Regions from separate parts of the Homo sapiens genome. Here region 1 is linked to region 2. A link is an interaction called in ENCODE POLR2A ChIA-PET data of the cell type or tissue named here. Cell type or tissue: OCI-LY7. All regions are shown on one strand. Links, peaks and the distances in the headings refer to the core of each region. The heading gives the core; the rest is flanking DNA.

Region 1 (6,562 bases), core at 878-5,877, 97 kb before region 2:
CCCGGCCTAAAACCTGCTTATTTAAAAACACCTTTAGTATAGCCATTTGTCAAATTTTGAAAGGAGATCATTGAGGATTATTCAGGTTACTTTCTGGTTACTGGAGTTCAATGTGACCAGAAAAAAGTCCTATATCTTTTTGGAACATTTTGCATTAATGTATACGTCTTTTAGCCCAAGTTTGTAGGTGTCACCCACATCTTGGGCCATAGAATAATATTGTCATAGGTAAGATAAAGTTACAAACACTGGAGAATGAAACCCTGGACCAGGCAAACAATGTCACTGATCATTTATTTTTAGGTGTGACTGGATAGCCACATTATATAAGCAAGATAACCCAAGAGAATTTGGTGTTATCAAGTAAAATATACAAGGTTGGCCGGGCATGGTGGCTTTGGGAGGCCGAGGCTGGCGGATCATGAGGTCAGGAGATCGAGACCATCCTGGCTAACACGGAGAAACCCCGTCTCTATTAAACAAAATACAAAAAATTAGCCATGCCTCAGCCTCCCTGTAGTCCCAGCTACTTGGGAGGCTGAGGCAGGAGAATGGCGTGAACCCGGAAGGTGGAGCTTGCAGTGAGCCGAGATCGCACCACTGCACTCCAGCCTGGGGTTTCGCCGTGTTAGCCAGGATGGTCTTGATCTCCTGACCTCATGATCGGCTCATCTCGGCCTCCCAAAGTGCTGGGATTGCAGGCGTGAGCCACCGCGCCCGGCTGTTCTTTTTTTTTTTTTTGAGAGGAGTCTCGCTCTTTAGCCCAGGCTGGAGTGCAGTGGTGCGATCTCTGCTCACTGCAACCTCTGCCTCCTGGGTTCCAGCGAGTCTCCTTCCTCAGCCTCCCGAGTAGCCTGCCACGCCACTCTGCCTGGATAATTTTTTAAATTTTTAGTAGAGACCGGGTTTCACCATATTGGCCGGGCTGGTCTTGATCTCCTGACCTCGTGATCCACCTGCCTCGGCCTCCCAAAGTGCTGGGATTACAGGTGTGAGCCACCGCGCCCGGCCTGATATTGTTCTTATGTCAGAGAACAATTTTTCTTAGTTGGAGAATTTAAAAGAAGAGGACTTAGTGGGCCAGGAAACTGCTTTGTCAAACTGTTTCTGGGGAGACAGAATTGAAATGTTTAGAAAAGTATGGCTCTAGGGGTGGGAATAAAAAAGAGTAGTCAGAGAAGAGAAGAAGACTCTGAACTGGCCGGGCACGGTGGCTCACGCCTGTAATGCCAGCCCTTTGGGAGGCCGAGGCAGGCAGATCGCCTGAGGTCAGGAGTTTGAGACCAGCCTGGCCAACGTGGTGAACCCCATCTCTACTAAAAATGCAAAAGTTAGCTGGGCGTGGTGGCAGGTGCCTGTAATCCCAGCTACTTGGGAGGCAGAGGTAGGAGAATTGCTTGAACCCAGGAAACGGAGCTTGCAGTAAGCTGAGATTGTGCCACTGCACTCCAGCCTGGGCGACAGAGCAAGACTCCATCTCAAAAGGGAAAAAAAAGAAGACTCTGAACTGAGGTGGTCACGGGCACCCAGGGGCAGGCTGCAACATGAAATGCTACAGCAAGTTCAGGGCAGAGTGCAGGGCCACTGCTAGAGCTGCTCACAAATTCCAGTGAAGACACCAGCAGTGAATTTTTTTTTTGTTTTTTTGAGATGGAGTTTTGTCCTTGTTGCCTAGGCTATAGTGCAATGGCCTGATCTCGGCTTACTGCAACCTCTGCCTCCCAGGTTCCAGCCATTCTCCTGCCTCAGCCTCCCAAGTAGCTGGGATTACAGGTATAAGCCACCATGCCTGGCTAATTTTGTATTTTCAGTAGAGATGAGGTTTCACCATGTTGGTCAGGTTGGTCTCGAACTCCTGACCTCAGGTGATCCGCCTGCCTCAGTTTCCCAAAGTGCTGGGATGACAGGCGTGAGCCACCATACCCGGCAGCTGTGAACTTTTAAGAATCCATCTCAGTAGAGCAGCGCAGCAAGAGGCCTGATGCATTTGTTCAGCAAGTATTCTTTGAGTACCTAAAGTGTGGTGCTGATCTAGATAATGGGGACCTGCTAGTGAATGACCGATTGTAGGAGGTAAGGAGTTAGTAGACTGTAAGAAGGTTTGCTGGTAAAGCTGGGGGAAGAAATGGAGGTGGAAGGATAAACAGGGTGAAGTAAGAAGTTTTATTTTAGGTACAAGGAGAGCTGAACACACTCACAGCCAGCAGAAGAGACACTGAAGATTCAAGAATAGAGACATGAAGGAGACAGGAGGCAACAGGCTTGAAATCGTTGGAAAAAAATGTTGTTTTTTTCTTTTTAAAAGCCAAAAAAAAAGAAAGAGGCACTACTGGGAGACCCTCAGGTGGGAGGTGCGGTGGGAGGACAAGCCAGTCAATCAGAGGTAATTTTCTCTGCCAGCTTCTGCATCTGTAAATAGGGGGATAACACCTACTCCCAAGAGTGTTTGTGGGGGTTAAAACAAGTGAGTATATTCAAGGCCCCTAGCAGAGTGCCTGGGACATGGAAGCCTGCATTAATGTAGCCTTTAGTATACTTTTTTTTTTTGAGATGAAGTTGCACTCCTGTTGCCCAGGCTAGAGAGCAATGGCACAATCTTGGCTCATCACAACCTCTGCCTCCCGGGTTCAAGAGATTCTCCTGCCTCAGCCTCCAGAGTAGCTGGGATTACAGGCGTGCGCCACCATGCCCAGCTAATTTTGTATTTTTAGTAGAGACGAGGTTTCTCCATGTTGTTCAGGCTGGCCTCAAACTCCCGACCTCAGGTGATGTGCCTGCCTCAGCCTCCCAAAGTGCTGGGATTACAGGCATGAGCCACCGCACCTGGCCAAGTATACTTAACAAAGAAGAAATGAACAGGGAGGAGAGTTCATGGGCCTGGAGTGAGTAGTGAGTGAGGTTTGCAGGAGCCAGCTGACAATTTGGGGGGTGCTAGGCAGAGGAAAGCAGGACAATTGCTAATGAATGAATTCTTCCCTCTAGCAGGTAACTGGGGATGGGGAAAGCTGGAGAGGGGCCAAGGACACATTCTAGAGCCATTAATTCTACTTACTGCCTCCATTAGCCACACCCAGGCAGCAGCAGGCTGAGAGGTGTGATTGAGGAATGTTTCAGTGCCCCAAATTTCTCCTTAGAGATTGTCTGAAACTATAAGAACTTCATATGTGCTAAGAAATAAATATCCCTGAAGAAGGGGCAGGGAGAAAGGCTATTGGTCTTGTATTTTGGAGTGAACTAGCCAACTTGTTATGTTCTGTAAAAGCCTGCCGTGATGCTGAGGAAGTGAGAATTCTGCTAAGTGGGGCCTGAGGAAGGAGGCCAGCCACCCCTGTGGGGGAGGCAGAGCTCTGTCACTCAGCAGGCAGCAGGGGGCTACTGCTCCCAGGGATCCAGGTTCCAGGGAGTCAGGATGGCAAGGTACAGGAGATGGGATAAAGGACACGAGAGCAGCTGGGAAGATGACAGGGAGGTAGGAAAGGTCCCGAAGAAAGCAGCAAGGCAGGTGTTGAGACAGAAAAGTCCAGGGTTACATGTCACATAGGAGAGCTGGAATCCTTTAGGTCATGCAGAGGCAGCTTGGCAGGAAGCTTGCCATTAAGCTCTCTCCATTCCTTCAGGGCCTCTCTTTGGGTTTCACCTTCCCTCCTCCCTGAACCTCACACAGCATCTTTGCTATTTAGACAGTCAAGAATAGTAAACTTTCAGAAAATAAAACAAACCTGGAAAGAATTTCATAATTATCTTGTTTAATCTCTTTTTTTTTTTCACACTTGACTTTCAGGTCAACTTTTGAATCTCATTGTACAGATGAGAAAATTGAGGCTCAGAAGGAAGTGACTTGTGCAAGGTCATACAGCAAACCAGATGCTAACGCAGAATAAGAGGCGCCCTAGGATCCTGCCTGGTGCCCTGCAGTGCCCGACCATCTGCTTAGTAAAACCTACTGCTTGCTGAAGTTCCTGCACATCCAACCAGCACACCTAACGCAAAGTATGACTTCTTTGTGGAAGTTAATGATTAAAACCTAGTCTGATCTAAAGCATCTTATCCATGGTTACTAATTAAGCCAATTTCAGTGACAGAAAGCATTTCAAACAGAACAGTGTTCTCTTAAGCTAAATCTATAGGCCTCAAATTATGGTGGCATAAACTGTACAATTATGATATTTTGAGTACACTTAAAATATTTTATAATACAATACATTAACCTCTGTAGCTTTACATTTTCTCTTCATTGCATGCCACATGTTGGGCCCTGATAAAATGGTTTTATAACTTTTGGGGGAGGGCTTTAACTAAAATAACTTCATGTAGTGTTTGAGCGAACTAGGTAATAAAATCTGTTTGCTGTATTCGCTGTCTCCAGATAGGGCTGTAATTACACCACATGAGGAAGAAAGGTAGCTGAGTTTCAATCTAGATCATTTATGTAAACTCAGCCTTCTTGTCAACGGTGTTCTCAAATTGCATGAGTGCAAACCTCAAAAATCATCTCCTATGAACCACACAGAGACAGTGTCCGATTGCAGGCCTGTGAGATTGCTTATATTCTTTCTGTAATTGGATGTCTGTGGTTCAAGACCAAAATTTGACATTCTGAGGTTAAAAGAACACTCTCACCAATGAATTCCCTAGTACAAAAATTCTGTTTCTGAAACTCGTAAAAATTAAAGTATGCCTTAAACCAAAGTATTACAAATGAATACATTTCACTTGAAAAAAAGCTCCTTTTTCCTTAAAGAAAAAAAAAATTTGGTTCTTTGAAATGTGTTTGAATAAAAAAACTGATCTTCAGGAAAGAAAAACAGACTATTCCTAATATAACCAATTTAACATTTGATAACATTTTAATCTCCTACTTCAAGTATTTGGCAACTTTTCGGCAATTTCTCCAAAAAGACATTATAAAAACCATAAAGCACAAAGTATATTCATACTGCATTATAAATCCAGAGACATGAGGCCAGGTGCAGTGGCTCAAGCCTCTAATCCCAGCACTTTGGGAGGCCGAGGCAGGCGGATCACCTGAGGTCAGGAGTTCGAGACTAGCCTGACCAACATAGTGAAACCCCATCTCTACTAAAAATACAAAATTAGCCAGGCGTGGTGGCAGGTGCCTGTAATTCCAGCTACTCGGGAGGCTGAGGCAGGAGAATCACTTGAACCCAGGAGGCGGAGGTTGCAGTGAGTCAAAACTGCACCATTGCACTCCAGCCTGGGCAACAAGAGCAAAACTACATCTAAAAAAAAAATAATAATAATCCAGAGACATAATTACAAGCCAACAAATAAAACATATTTTTCTCAATCCATTGAACTACTCTCCATTATGACAAATTGGTCACTAGTTTTTGATTAGACAATCCTCCCTGGTTGGTATTGAGAGCATTTCTCTTGACACCTGCAGCTTCCAACTTGCTTTGTCCTCTCTAGCAGGAAAAACCACAGGCCACCGCCCTGGCGCCATCCCTGGCTCGGTCCAATCAATAAGGACTTATTTCCTGTCCATTTGCTGAGGTCACAGGAGCGAATCTCATTAATTATTTCTGCGACTGCAGCCTCAAGTGTGCTTCTGGCGTGACAAGTGAAAACTGCTTGACCTTTTTTTCTTCTAATTTTGTTTGTAGCAGTTCCAAAAAGAAAGCAGAACTCATTTAGCAATGTGATAAAAGGAAGGAAAAATGCATATGTTTTAAAAGTCATTAACGCATCGTGAAAGCGCTCCCAATCAACCTCATTCCCTAGGATTTTCAGCTAACTAACAATAGTGTCTTTTTAATTTGATGTCATGAAAATCTGGTCACAGCAAACACAATGTTTTCTAAAGCAGATCTGGCCTCCGAGGGAGGAAAGCTCTCCAGGGCCTCCAGTGCCTTGTTTCCATGGTAACGACACAGGTCAATAGCTGAAGTCACACCTTTGCCAGCTTTGATTCTTTCTCGCAACTGTTAAGAAACAAATGCATGATAAAAGTCAGTTTTAAAGGTACACAGTAAGCACCACAATTAAATTGGGGAGGGGAGATGGAAAACAAAGAAAGGGAGAAATAGTATAGATTGAGTATTTCTGCTACGTTATTTTCTGGAAAAGAGGACATCATTTCCCAGTGATCTTGAGGCACTCATTCCCTAAGGCTGCTTGGTGTCTGTGCTCCAGAGCAGCACAATAGGTTCCAATCAGCTTAATTACAGCTCCTCCTGACTCCCATCCCTTAATATCTTGAAATGTGCCATGCTGGGGGATGGCAGTAAGAAGGCGGAGGGCATTTACATCTCTGGCATTTTGAATTCAGCAGCCTGATATTCTTCCCTTTTTTTTTTTTTTTTTTAAAGAGATGGAGTCTCGCTCTGTCGCCCAGGATGGAGTGCAGTGGTGCGATCTCGGCTCACTGCAACCTCCGCCTCCTGGGTTTAAGCAATTCTCCTGCCTCAGCCTCCCACATAGCTGGGACTACAGGCATGCGCCACCACACCCATCTAATTTTTGTATTTTTTAGTAGAGACAGCGTTTTGCCATGTTGGCCAGGCTGGTCTCGAACTCCTGACCTCAAGTGATCCACCTG
Region 2 (6,562 bases), core at 544-5,543:
ATTTCTGTCAGGTGGATACTTTTTCAGTACTCCCATTCTGGGAGCAATTACAATGTTAATTTTCATACTTATTACAGAAAAAAAAGCAAAAGCAAAAGAATGGATAATCTTTCAAATATGTTCATTCTGTTACACTTAAAATGCACTGTGGATATATTTACTGTGGGGTCCCTGGGTCAAATGTACCATAAACACTGAAAATTTTTACAGAACTGTAATACTGAAATCATATTCATCAAACCTGTATTATTTTTCAAGGCTGAGACTTTTTTTTTTTGTTAAATCAAGTGAGATCAAAAGCTTTGAACTTGTTCCAGGATGTAAAACAAGCAGAAAACAGTAAATGGTCTCTTTGGAACTACTGTACAATTTAGAGTAGTTTGCATAAAGCATCTTAATTTGAGAGGATAAAATAGTGGTATTTATGATAATGTTCAATGTAGCCATTTCAAATAAGAATTCCTCAAGGCAACCCCATCCGCTTCTTACAAGTCTTAATATCTTGTATATTTAACTTCCTATGTTATGCAGTCCTGTATCAGATTTCCACTCTTTGCTTCCGAAAATTCAGCTCCATTCTGATTGAATTAAAGGATTTTGTTTCAGCTTTTATCATTCTTGTAATTGAAGACATTATTAAGCCAAAGAATACAGACCCAAACAACAAGATACTTCAATCTCAGGTACCCTGGGTTTAATAAACATTTTCTTAGAGGCAAATGACATTAATTTGTAGAAAGATTTGCTTTAACATTTTAACACATGAGCACTTATCTCCAAATTTATATATTTACGTTTATACTACATAACATACACAGAACTGCTGATATGAAATTTTTGCTGATTAAAGGCATATTTTTTTCCTAGCTCTTTAAGGATGGTTTAATTTGTAAGACATATACAAAGTCTTTTTTATTTTTTTTAAATCACATTGTCCTTCAGGTAACCAAATACTTAAGAAATATTGTAGCAATATGAGCTGCAGAGGAACTGGAAGGACAATGATCCTACAGTGTTACCACATGAGTTGAGTTATTTAAGTGGGGAAGAGAGAAAAATGAATGGATTTTTTTCCCCCTGAAGGTATCAGATAAGCCCTATTCCTAAATCCAGGAGGACTGAGTATCGCCAATAGGTCTATGAAAGACTGTAACTAAACGCACAGCATCAGATTGGATTACAGTTTACACAAGCAACATCCCAAGATCCCCCTGATGGCTGGACACATAATACAGATCAATCACTCACTAAGAAATGTTATGGTTTTGAAACAGTTTGAGCTCTGAGACCAGCATTGGTAACGTGAAGAGGGATTTACAAAGAGAAAGTCTGACGCTAAATGTCAAAATGATGGCATGAACTTTTAACAGTGGATCTGGCTCTGGATAACCAGAGTGTTCCTTTACTTCCCTGAAATTCCAGACCAGGCAGAAGCAACAAGAACATTTTGTTCTCTGACTCTTTTTCTCATTGCGTAAACCTGTCCTTACAAGTTCATAATTTATAAATGACCTGTACTTACAAATGGCTATACTTACTTGAACAGAACACACCTCCACCTCCATAGCCAATGACAACCCATTAAGGAAAAAGCTTTAGATTTCTTTGAGTTAACAAGTCGAGGAAGGAAAGAGATTATAAAAAGCAAGAGTAGCCTAAGAAGTTGAAACTGTTCCAGATAAGGGTGACTTACCCAGTGCACATATCAATCTCTTTACATTGCCTGAAATGTTTATTTTTAAAATTATACCAAAGAAAGATGTGTTTGGTCGGGTGCAGTGGCTCACGCCTGTAATACCAGCAGTTTGGGAGGCAGAGGTGGGTGGATCACCTGAGGTCAGGAGTTCGAGACCAGCCTGGCCAACATGGTGAAACCCTGTCTCTACTAAAAAAAAAAAAAAAAAAAAAAGACAAAAATTAGCTGGGCATGGTGGGGCATGCCTGTAATCCCAATTACTCCGGAGGCTGAGGCAGGAGAATTGCTTGAACCCAGGAGGTGGAGTTTGCAGTGAGCCAAGATCGCAGCGCCACTGCACTCCAGTTTGGGCGACAAGAGCGAAACTCCATCTCAAAAAAAAAAAGAAAGATGTGTTTAAGTATCACCCTTCCTTAAAACTGCAAATATTTCTAGAGAGACCACAAGGCTAGCAGCCACTCACAATTTAGTAAGCTCATTTAATAATCTGACTTTTTTTTGCATATTACCCCAGACATTCACCTGTTTAGATACTGCTATACTTACATTTAAGAAAACACTTGGTTAATAACATATTCCCCCCTCAGATTCTTGAGGAGTGACATGTTCAGGCAACTCAAAGTGCTGGCAGGAATAATGGCAGCCAAAGGAGAATCCAGAGGCCTAAAAGCCAGACCTCTTGGGGCTGAGAGCTGAAGTCCTGTTGCTATAGATAAGTGCAACCTTGAGAAAGATTCCAGGACTTTTGTTTCTCAGGCCCATGGGGCAAGCAAACACTTTCTACTAGGGGAAGAAAAAAAAAAAAAAGAAGGTTCAAAGAGCCTCAATGTGAGTTACCCTTGGAAGCTCAACAGATTAGGGAACTGTTAAAAAAAAAAAAAAAAAAAAAGCAGAATACTAGCAGCCACAGAATCTAGATTCTATTCCAAGGTCTACTAATAATTTGATTGTGAGATTTGGGCAAATCAATTTTTCTGAGCTTTGATTTTCTTCAACTCAATGCAATGAATTGCAATAAAGGGAATTGGAAAAGATGATTCCTTAAGGCCTCTTCCAGCCCTATAATTCTAAGCTTTTACAAATGCAAGTCTTATTATTTATAATTAGGCATGTAAACTTGAAAACTCCTTTTCTGCAAATTTTGATGGAACATCTTTGCTCATGTAATTCATTTTTATCTGTTGTCTTCACATGAACCTTTCCCTCTATCTGAATTCTACTGGCTAATTTCTTTGTGAAACTTTTTGTACCAAATCCCCTTTGGTTTCAATACCTAGAATTATAATAAAACACTTTCCATTTTTCAAAACCATTATGACTGGTAGAGCACCCCATCAACTGGCAAAGTCCTACTTGAGTCAATTAAAGGCAACACTGCTGAGCTCTGATTCTTGAAGGGCTCTAATGCTTGGAAATGATTTATATATACTGGATTCTGAATGACATCAGGCTTAACTGCCAAGTTGCATCAAACAAATAATGGTACTAAGTTGGCCATATCGTGAGTATCTCTAAACAGTAAATACGTAGAGCATTTAGAAGAGAATCTGGAACATAAGTTTCAGTGAGTGTTAACTTATTCTTCTTCCATACTGCCCTATTACCGTGCTATATTCAGTACAAGCCTTGCGTAGATGAACAGCAGAGTATGGAAACCAAGATTATGGTATTTTTAAAATTGTGTGCCTAAATATTTTGGAAGAAAGTGAGTTTTAGTTCAACAACAAAACCCAACCCAGAACACATGCAAAGACCATTTTAACCAAAATCAGGGACCTCTGAAACACTGACTTGCTGCATCCTGAAATATTGTTTTAGATTATACAACAGTCAGCATCAATGTTAAATAGTTTAGCCATCTGGAGAGCAATTAAACAGGACATAACTTTCTGCATTTCTGGTGACTGCGAGAATAGCAGCATTGCTTACCTACACATGCAAATAAAAAAAAAATGCTCTTCTCTTCAGTTTGGGTCATATGTTGAAATACGACTCTACAGCAAAGCCATACACTATCCTTCAATTTCCAGTGAACCTGAAGTGGCAACCACTCCTAATGTAAGTGTCATGAGCTGGCTTCTCCTGCCACCTCCCTTGTTTTGGCTGCTGGGGAGAATGCTGCAGCATAGGACAGTAAATGGACAGTGCATGTCTAGTTGCTATTCTCAAGCAAATTGTTGATCACTCCCATTTCAATAACCACCGTCTCACCCAAGTTAGGAAGAGATAGTATCCAGGTGTATCTGAACCTTAACAAAATTATAGATCTGACATAATTAACCTTTGTGATGAATTTCTTAAATGGTTAATTTACAGGACAAATTTCAGCAATCTCAGGGGAATATATAATTGCTTCATTCTTTATCTTTTGGCAAGGGTAACTACAATTCAATGATTTTTTACACTGAAAAACCAAGATGATGAATACCCTCACAAAGGATATTGTGATGACTATGCCCTGAGCTATAATAAATTCTCATCATAAAAAACAGAAATTGAGAGGAGTAGGGGATGGTAAGACAAAAATACTGACCCCCCCCCGCAAAAAAATCCTCGCATTGCTATCCAAAGATGTCTGTAACATATTCTTAAGGAAAAAAAGCTATTTACAAAATAGAAGTAGTATGAAAGGTATTTTAAAAACAAAAATGAGGTCAATCTATGTGTTTATATACACAAGAGAAAAAGTCTGAAAGGAGAGACAACAAAATAATAATAATGTACAAATGATAGATTCTGGATGATTTTTAATTTAAAAAATTGTTTTCTTCAATCTTTCTGCTTAAATTTATAATTGCTAAGTTTATAACAGCTTACATATATAATGCATTACACTATTTCCCTCTTTTTATTGTATTGCTTTTATAATTAAATAAAACAATAAACCTATTTCCTTGGGGAGGGTGTTGGGGGGGGAAGCATACCTTGTTTATAGTCTCAGAGAGACCTCAAGTTAAGCTATGTTCACAAATTGATTTATGGAATATATCACTCAATAGTTTTTGGACTAGAAAAAATAGGATCAGTAAGTGGCAGTAAGCATTCTGGATAGACAAGTTGTGCCTTTCTCAATAAATGGGATTCAGGAGTACTGTCAGTTAGCACTTGACAGGCTGAATAGACTCAACAGAGTCGTAGATGTTTGACTAGTACAGCAGACCACTCTAATTTGAGCAAAGGAGTGCCTATCCTAAATTAAAATACAAGTAAATTTTTTTTTTTTTGGAGACGGAGTCTCGCTCTGTTACCCAGGCTGAAGTGCAGTGGCACAATCTCAGCTCACTGCAACTTCCATCTCCCGGGTTCAAGTGATTCTCCTGCCTCAGTCTCCCGAGCAGCTGGGACTACAGGTGCCCGCCACCACACCCAGCTAATTTTTGTATTTTTAGTAGAGACAGGATTTCACCATGTTGGCCAGACTGGTCTCGGACCCCTGACCTTGTGATCTGCCTGCCTCGGCCTCCCAAAGTGCTGGGATTACAGGCGTGAGCCACCGCACCCGGCCACAAGGAAATCTTTAGAAAAAATGTAAACTATAAGGTAACATGGCTCAATTAAAGCTCAAGTCAGCATAATATGATTGATGTAATAAGGTAGTATGGTTGCATTTTAATTCACTTGAAAAAGGTTGCTTTATAACTTAATTTGCTTGGTATATAAAAACTGTGAAGGCCATTACAGATTTGTAATCTTCTTGCAAAAATTTGTCCTCAGGTGATTTTAATGATGGATTTACTACAGTGTGGAATGAAAAACATGTCCATCACTCTATTTGGAGGTGAATAACACGGCACCCCTCAGCCTTTACTGCTTTGAGCTGCTAGCAAAGAAAACAGTCATGTGTGTTCATGTGTGTGCATGTACATCTGCAGTGCTGATGGCATTAACTATGCACAACTTTACTGCGCTCTTTCCTCCACCCCCAGGAACAAACAGCAATGCATGAAGTAGTAGCAAAGGTAAAACACTCTTGGGGAAGAATGAATTTTCATATACATCTTGGGAGGAACAAAAGATGGATTTAGTCTCTTTTGAAAGAGCTTTGGAATTTGAAGGGATATTGTCAAAATTTCTTTTTGAGCCACAAAAACTCTTATCAGTGAAAATATCTTACAGAAAAATACTGAGAGGGTGCTGAATAGGCCGATAAAGGTAACCAGAGCAGGTGGTGTCACTCTTTACTTCATAAAAATGAAGCACAAACTATTTGTGAGACGCATATAAAGATGGAAAGATTTATATTGCCAAGATAAGGTATAGAGGGACTAAAGAGTGGCACCCTCCCATAGAGACCAATAATAATGTCTAACATTTGTAAAGCACTTTATCATTTACAATTGGATTTAAGCAAACCATCTAATTCCAGGTAGATTCAGTCCCCAGTGCTCAGCCAGAGCTTCCAGGCTGGCAGCCTCAGTGGAGAAACGACTTCTGAAGAACACAGGGCACAGCAGCAGTGGCCAAATGAGGGGTGAATCTACTCACCCACCACCTGGGCACGAACTACCCAGATGAGCCCTACTCTGCATGCTGATTAAAATAAATGAGGGCTTTGATAAAGCCATCGCTAAAGTCTCTGAAAGGATGGCTCTCTCCACTTCTTCCTATCAAACTAGGACTGGGTTTAATGTAGACAATGATGAAAGGGCTGTTGCAATAAGCACACCAACTCATAGGAGTTCTGGAGGAAGCTTCTAACTCAGTTTTTTGAAGGGAGCCTTTTCAGTACTGCCAAATGTGTAAGGCTTTGCTTATTTGTGGGAGGGATGGCAATCTGTTCTAGTGAGCTGGAAGTTCTTTCTGGCTAAGGGGGTAGCGAAGAGAGAGAAATGGCACTACCAACAGGACAGGTGCAGCAAAAACTAA

What was found. Peaks named below come from ENCODE experiments on the same cell type or tissue, not always from the same donor. Only the 100,000 strongest peaks of a DNase experiment are listed, where the experiment ranks them.
Region 1: POLR2A ChIA-PET joins it to region 2 with 5 read pairs; 2 of 35 experiments call an interaction of 5 or more read pairs at or near these places.

Annotation. Positions count from the first base shown.
Region 1 is chr6:107,148,833-107,155,394 of GRCh38, forward strand. PDSS2 (decaprenyl diphosphate synthase subunit 2) reads right to left here. Exons shown (of 8, transcript NM_020381.4): 8 at 3,730-5,945. The coding sequence ends at 5,787. Among named protein-coding and RNA genes, the nearest start is that of BEND3, 37 kb to the left of the region's middle. RefSeq lists an enhancer at 256-756. In OCI-LY7, for the core only: no CTCF peak of the experiment used is centred there; a DNase peak (open chromatin) is centred at 3,289.
Region 2 is chr6:107,245,953-107,252,514 of GRCh38, forward strand. All of the region lies in intron 3 of PDSS2 (decaprenyl diphosphate synthase subunit 2), which reads right to left. Among named protein-coding and RNA genes, the nearest start is that of BEND3, 130 kb to the left of the region's middle. In OCI-LY7, for the core only: no CTCF peak of the experiment used is centred there; no DNase peak of the experiment used is centred there.